Linked DNA regions of Homo sapiens: region 1 is linked to region 2. A link is a contact called in ENCODE Hi-C data. All regions are on one chromosome and are shown on one strand. The core of a region is the stretch at or near the end of the contact, and the rest is flanking DNA. Distances in the headings are between cores, read along the strand shown. Region 1 has its middle 11 kb from the start of LINC01581. Region 2 overlaps LINC01581 (long intergenic non-protein coding RNA 1581).

Evidence for each region. Hi-C counts contacts between places; a loop is a spot of excess contacts on that map. Pooled maps may share reads with other maps.
Region 1: a loop to region 2 is called in a pooled map, with 6 times the contacts of the local background. The contact joins two enhancer-like sites. A Hi-C loop is called at or near these places in 1 of 168 maps with a recorded cell type or tissue (Caco-2) and 1 of 50 pooled maps.

What each region holds. Positions count from the first base shown.
Region 1 is chr15:94,117,453-94,121,141 of GRCh38, reverse strand. No RefSeq gene overlaps it. Among named protein-coding and RNA genes, the nearest start is that of LINC01581, 11 kb to the right of the region's middle. Within about 2 kb of position 1,566, at least 12 of the 41 ENCODE cell types and tissues checked have a DNase peak (open chromatin) inside an H3K27ac peak, as active enhancers do.
Region 2 is chr15:94,073,491-94,077,017 of GRCh38, reverse strand. All of the region lies in intron 2 of LINC01581 (long intergenic non-protein coding RNA 1581), which reads left to right. The region is part of intron 1 of LOC105369203 (a long non-coding RNA gene); the gene reads left to right. Among named protein-coding and RNA genes, the nearest start is that of LINC01581, 33 kb to the left of the region's middle. Within about 2 kb of position 1,442, at least 6 of the 41 ENCODE cell types and tissues checked have a DNase peak (open chromatin) inside an H3K27ac peak, as active enhancers do.

The sequences.
Region 1 (3,689 bases), core at 317-2,816, 44 kb before region 2:
TACAGTTGATTAACAAATATTTTGTGTATGTGTTACATACTGTATTCTTACAATGAAGTATGTTAGAGAAAAAAATGTTATTAAGACAATCATAAGGAAGAGAAAATATATTTGCTGTTCATTAAGTGGAAGTGGATGTAGATCATTATAAAAATTATCCTCTTCATTTTCATATTGAGTAGGCTGAGGAGAAGGAAGAAGAGGAGGGGTTGGTTTTATTGTCTCAGGAGTGGCAGAGGTGAAAAAAAAATCCACCGATAAGTGGATCCATGTAATTCAAACCCGTGTTGTCAAGGGTCAACAGTACGTTCCTTGAAAGCCACTGTGTTCTCACTGGAGAAAACTTGTGGGGATCCCTCTTCTGCTACCCTTTGGACGCTCTCGCATAATCTAAATTGCCTTTCTTACTTTAATTGCATGCTTGTATCTCCTCATTTAAGAGTGCACATCTTGAAGCAATGAGGGCTCTTTAATTTGAAATCAAAACTAACTCAGCACACTGCACCTAAACACTCAGCAAATTTTGAACACACAGATGAATGTAATCTAGTGCCACTAGCTGGCATGTTACCCAGGTTCATGAATCAGAGTGCTCACCAAGTCACCAAATGGGTTCTTAAAAATACAGATATTGGAGATCAGCCCAAGACACACTTAATCAGAGTTTCTGAGCTGGAATCCAAGACATGGGTTTCTGACAAGCACCTCCGTTGATTCTGAAGCAGCCAGCAAAAAACAGTCGAGAATCATTAATCCAAACCATTTCAGATGCATGATTGCGTTCTCTTATTCTCGAAGATAACTGGTTCTCAACTCTCTTGGGTACAAATCTGCATTTGTTTGTAGCACCAAGATTCTATGGCGTCATAGACATTGAACTGGTAATGTTGCAGCTATCCACAGATAATTAGCCACTGTTAGTGTCACTTGTGAACCGTTTGGTGGCTATTTCCATAGTCAAGTTAAGTTCCGGGCCTTTGAGCTCTTTAGTACACGTCATGCTGTCTTAGAATAGCCCACAAGATGGCAACATGATTTCATGAAATGGTGCTGGGGCTATTTCATGGACTTAGCCACAAGGTGACAGCATTGCACGGTGTTCTGAGTTGACTAGAAGGCTCCAAAAACTACTTAGACTGTTTTTCTAATTGAAAAAGCCTTATAACCCAACTTGATTTAAAAGCAAGCTTTACTTTCTCAGAATTTTCTAAAGGTGACTGTTTAAAAGATCACATCCACTATGGGATTTGTGTTGTTTCAGGTAAAACAGTATATCTCTTGACAGGTTAGTACCTGAAATGTGAGCAGAAATGTTTTTATAGGTTTGCTTTCTCATAAAATGAAAAATTTCCACGAATAGGATGACACAATCCATCTTTGTCAATGGTTAATGACTTCAGATGAGGGCTAGATGCAGGCTTTGAAAGGTTTGTAAGGTTTGTAACGATTTGTAAGGCACAAATCCATTCCCCTAGGGTGCAGTCCTTCAGGGGACCAAGGACACCAGGAGCTGGAGGCCTCCTGTAAAGCAGCCAGCAGCACTTGCCCGGGGCTCTGACCATTCCCAGGCAAGACTATGGGTCAGCCCTACCAGAGTCTCCAGATTTTTAAGAAGACTGGATATTTTCTTGTGGAGTTTCCCAAATCTCCAATATTGGCAACTAACACCAGTAATTTACAGCAGGACAAACAAAATACAACTGTGAGCCAAATTCAACCTCGGCCTGCCAGCTAGCAGCTTCTGTGTTCCTGGAAGAGTTAGGAAGACCAGAAGTTGGGCTGGAGGGGGTCAGAAGGGGATGACTGGGGGCCGGGACGGCAACAGTTTGCCTTTGGTTTTCTCCCGGGAAAAGAACGTTTAAATAATCTCTCAAACACTCATCAACGTATCAACGTAAGAGAACACAGATTTCGATGAAAGTATTGTTTTATTCAAAGGAGTCTGCAAAAGAAGTATCCACTATTTGAATTTTTAAATAGTATTAAAACATCTCCTTAGATTATTTTTCTTGGCTTTACTGGTGGGGGAATCATGCTTCTACTTGTGCCATAGGAATATTTTCATAAGTAATAATTGCCTTAATATTTCTATGTGACTCATTTAATTTTTTGTCTATATTGGAAATTTGTCATTTTTCCTGATTATGAAAGTAATACACATCCCTTGGGGACAGGAAGTGGGGGGACCTCAAAGAATATATAAACACTTTATAAACAATAAAAAGTAATTAATATTCCCTTGCAATGCTCCCCCTCTCTCTCATCATGGTAAAAACTTTGTGTGTGATTTTTCAGACTTTTTTCTGTGTATATAAAAACACATCAATATGAGATAAATATGCAAATCTAAGTTTTCATGGTTTTGGGGTTTTGTTACAAAGACATATAATACTGGTTTTTAATTTATCTTTTCACAAAATAGTATCATTGATGAATTGATTGATGTATTGATTTGATTCTTCTTGGAAATCATTATCCACAATAGACAGAACAGATCTGTGTTCACATTGGAGCCCCACCATTTACCGGTAGTATTAGATGAAATCCTCACCTAGTTTGTACCTTTAATGTAAATATTTCTGGTATTTCACAATTAAGCATAAGGCTGGCTTTGGTTTAATATGTATAATATTTTTAACATGTTGAGCAAGTGTTCACCTATCTATTGAAATAAAATGATTAATTTTTTAATTTTAAACAAAACTTTATTTTTTTATGCTTAAAGTGATTGTTATTGTTTTTTTTTCTTTTTTTATTATTATTATAGTTTAAGTTTTAGGGTACATGTGCACAATGTGCAGGTTAGTTACATAGGTATACATGTGCCATGCTGGTGCGCTGCACCCACTAACTCGTCATCTAGCATTAGGTATATCTCCAATGCTATCCCTCCCCCCTCCCCCCACCCCACCACAGTCCCCAGAGTGTGATGTTCCCCTTCCTGTGTCCATGTGATCTCATTGTTCAATTCCCACCTATGAGTGAGAATATGCGGTGTTTGGTTTTTTGTTCTTGCGAGAGTTTGCTGAGAATGATGATTTCCAATTTCATCCATGTCCCTGCAAAGGACATGAACTCATCATTTTTTATGGCTGCATAGTAAAATGATTAATTTGATTTTAAATTGTGCATGGCCATCAACTCATTAAATGCCATCTTGATGTCTGTTGAGATATTTATGACTTTTTCTTGAACTTTCAATATGGTGAGTTCTTTTAATAGATTTCCTATTGAGAATCTATTCTTGCATCTTGGTACAAACTTTTCTTCACTGTAGCATATTTTTCTTATAATGCTCTGCTCAATTCTTTGATAGGATGTGAGACTGTACCAAGTTTTATTTCTTCAGTTTTTATGCAGACCTTCTATGATTTGGTATGATTATTATGCTGGCCTTACAAATATGATTTTGGATGTTTTTCTTTTGCAATGAAACATTTAAAATGGCATCAGCATAACCTTTTCTTTAATAATGTGAAAGGAATTTGTATCAGTGGGCCTGGTGCTTTTTAGGATATAAAGCTCTTAGACAGCTTTCTTAATTTCTTTAAGAAATTTCTTATAGAAATCATCTTAAGTTTTGGGGCATATTGCAGTCACTTAGAGATTTCTTTCGAAAATCCTTATGCTGAAGCTCAACATAAACAGTTAAATTAGAATATCTGGGGGTATGTGCGTACATTAGTTTA
Region 2 (3,527 bases), core at 193-2,692:
AAGGAAATATTAAAAATTAGGAAAAACTCCATCATATATTATAGTCAATAATTTATAAAAGCCCCTCAAAAGGAATACACTGTTCTCTTTTGAGTTTTATCTTTTCTGTAAAAACAAAATTGGTAATTTTAAAATATGGTTAATATATATATTGCCAGCCTAAATACCAGAGACTTAACCGCAGTGTTGTTTGACTGGGTCACAGTAACACCAGTGGACATTTAAGCCAAGAGACTAATTATTAAGGCCATAACTAAGAAAACTAGAGAAGTGTTCATTAACTTTTAAATACTATTTTATGTTCCAGCAACATTCTTTTTGTTCTTCTTTACCCTAGTGAAGATGCTAACATTCCATCACTAAGACTTTCCAGAGCAAACCTGTTTATTTAAAAAAGAAAAAGGAATGTGAAATAATATTCAAGCTATCTTAATTTTAGGAAACAAAAATAAGTCAGAATTCTGCACAGCATCTGATCATCTGCAAATTCAGCACATAAGACAACTACCACAACAAACCTTTCTCATTGAAAGCTCTTATCTTCCTCAAAATCCAGTTGAAAACAATTCAGATGGATCACTATTTTAAATGTCAGTGTATCTGGCAAAATTAAAATTACTCAGAGACAGGCCCTAGGTATTATGAAAACCTTAATTATCAGGATAGCAAATGGAGACAGGTTTTGCAATGTCTCTATGTACCTTCTCTATGAAGTGCAAAGTGGTGAACTTGTGTGACTCTTGTTCTCTTCATGCAGTAAGAACTATGGCAGAGTGTGCATGAAGAAATAGGTGTTTGAGTGTGTGTGTTGGAGTGAGTCAATGTATGTGTGCATGAGTGAGCATGTGAGTATAAGTGTGTGTGTGAGTGTATAAACATGCATGTGCATAGGTGTTTGTGTATGCATGCCTAAGTGTGTATGAGTGTGAATTGCATGAGTGTTTGAATGAGAATATGAGTGAGCTTTTGAGTGTGAATGTGAGTGATCATGTGGTTAAGTGTGCGCATGTGTGTTTGCTATGGTCTCTCTAGTTGCATTAGGAGGAGGAATGAGGGAAAGAGAATGAAACCAGAATGGGCAGATTGCTCGACCTCGCCCTGACCTGATGGCGACAAAAGCGCAGAGCTAAAACTGTTGGCTACAGTGAAAACACAGTTTATCTCCCTCTCACACCTAAGCATCCTTAAATAAATAAGGGAGAGCAGACAAACAAGATTCCCTGGAAAACAAGATAATGAAGTAATCTTCCCATTTGGCTTCCCATGCAGGATCCACAGAGAGACAGGCGTGTGGAACAGCCTGCAGGCGGGTTCACAACACATTCTATGTCCACCCAAGCTTGTTCTGAATTGCACAGATGGGAGGCTCCAGCCAGAGTGATTTTAGCAAGCAGCAGAACCAGTGACATCATTCTGGCTGTAAGAGAGTGGAGTCCCTAAGGAGGTCTTGTTTCCCTCATTTACTGAAAACACAAAACGCATCAAGGGCAGAACTGGGGCCAAACCCCAGCGTGCTTGATGTGCATTTAGAAGATAATTTATCCTGGTTGCCTCAGAGAGGCCTGCTTACGCACGTATTGTCCCGTCTTCATACTAATCCCTTCTTTCCATCCCGTCAGAGGCCGTCTAGCTCATGTCTGGGATGTTTATACTCTGTTATCACTGGTCTCCTTTTTCACCCCATTCTATAAATTACTGCCCCTTAATCAACTTTAAAATTGCCTTGAGGATGTCACTCCCTTGTTCAGAGATATTTGCTGGCTCCGCATTAATTAGAAAATAAAACCTAAGATATTTAATTTGCAGCCAAGATTCAGTACAATCTAATTCTCACTGTTCTTGTTTTTGACATACCTTCTTCCACTTTATCAAAACTTGTCTACTAATTGCATAAGTAACATACCCTATTTATTCATTCTTTTATTCAAAAAATACATAATGAGCGCTTTTCATGTCCCAGGCAGCACACTAGAGACCATAGCACCTGCTGTGAGCAGCTATGCTACTACATTCTCTGTAGGAAATATTAATATACAGGGCTTCTGTGTGTACCACTTCAGGGGTGCCATATACAGTGATCACAATATAATGATGCCTTTTGGATTTTGTAGTGCGTCACCTCTATGTGTAATTTTTACAGCCTTGAAAGGGGAGTGGTTACATTAAATTCATTTTATGGTTGAAAAAACTAAGGCATGGTGTGGGCATTGAAATCCAGGGACCTGTATTCAAAACCGTTATATATAATTAACATTGTTCTGCAGGTTCTCTGGGAAGATACATGATCGTGCACTTTTCTGCTTTTAATTTTTTTTTTCGTATGCTAGAGTTGATGAAGAGAATTAACCAATCAACCTTCATCAAGGCAGGTTTGCATTTTCTATTTCTTCTGTAGCTGCATCAGCCCATCTAAATTCTACACTAGAGTCAACGTGCTGTCATTGAATGGGCATGAGTTTTGGGATCTGACTATTCTTAATTCAGATTCTGGCTCTGTTTACTAGCCTAGGTAATATTCACCAAATTAGTTAACCCTATGAATAAATTTATTATTCATTAAAAGGTTATAATATATTATAGATATTAGAATACATACATATATATGTTGCAGAATTTGTAGATAGATTGAAATACAATGGAAAGCAGAGCCTTTAATATAGTACCTGCCATACAATCTAGTACTCAATGAACACTAGCCATTGCTTTCCCATCACTGTACTCAGATTAAGGGGAGAGGCTGCCATTCCTCCTATGAGAGGCTTCTCTGGGATGAATGCTTGACACAATTCTCTGCCATTCTCAGGGAAATAAGGTAAGAAGTATACTCTCAAAGGTGTGCCCCTCATGCCTCTGTCAAACCAGATTATTTCTGGGTCAGCTCTGAAACACACTTCCACAAATTATTTCTAAGCCTTTGCTTGTGGACATTTCTGAACCACAATCCAGGGATCTAAGAGGGAAATTATGTCCTCCAATGCCTATGTTCCTGGGAAGGAACTTCCTATACTTTTCCTGTTTCTGTCTGGGTAACTTCCCACACCCTACCAAGGGCAGTAGGACGGGGTCCGAGGATTGCAGGGTGCCGCCCACTATGCAGTTGGGATGCATCACAAGTGCACAGTTTCTATCACACAGTCACACTGCACACGATCACTGCCAAATGGTCTCTTCCTATTGCTCCAATCAGCAAGTACACTTTTAAGCCTGAAGACTTGGAGGTTATGAATTTCATGTTGGTTCTATGCCTGATGCCCAATTAGATTAGATTCTACTTTCAGCCCAAAAGAAAAAAAAAAACAAACAAACTTTTCTTTGGAAAAAAATAGTTTTTGTCCAATTTATATCTTAGGTTTACCATGGGGGCTTTAGTTTAAAGTTGTTCTCATTGGAGATTCTTGATTGGCTGGAAGCCCCTGGGCTGTGCTTATAAGAAGTGGCCAAATAACAATGGAATGATACCAATAGTGGTACTGGGTAATGTATTTAAGCATCGTGTTCATTGTTTTGCATTCATTACATCACTGCCA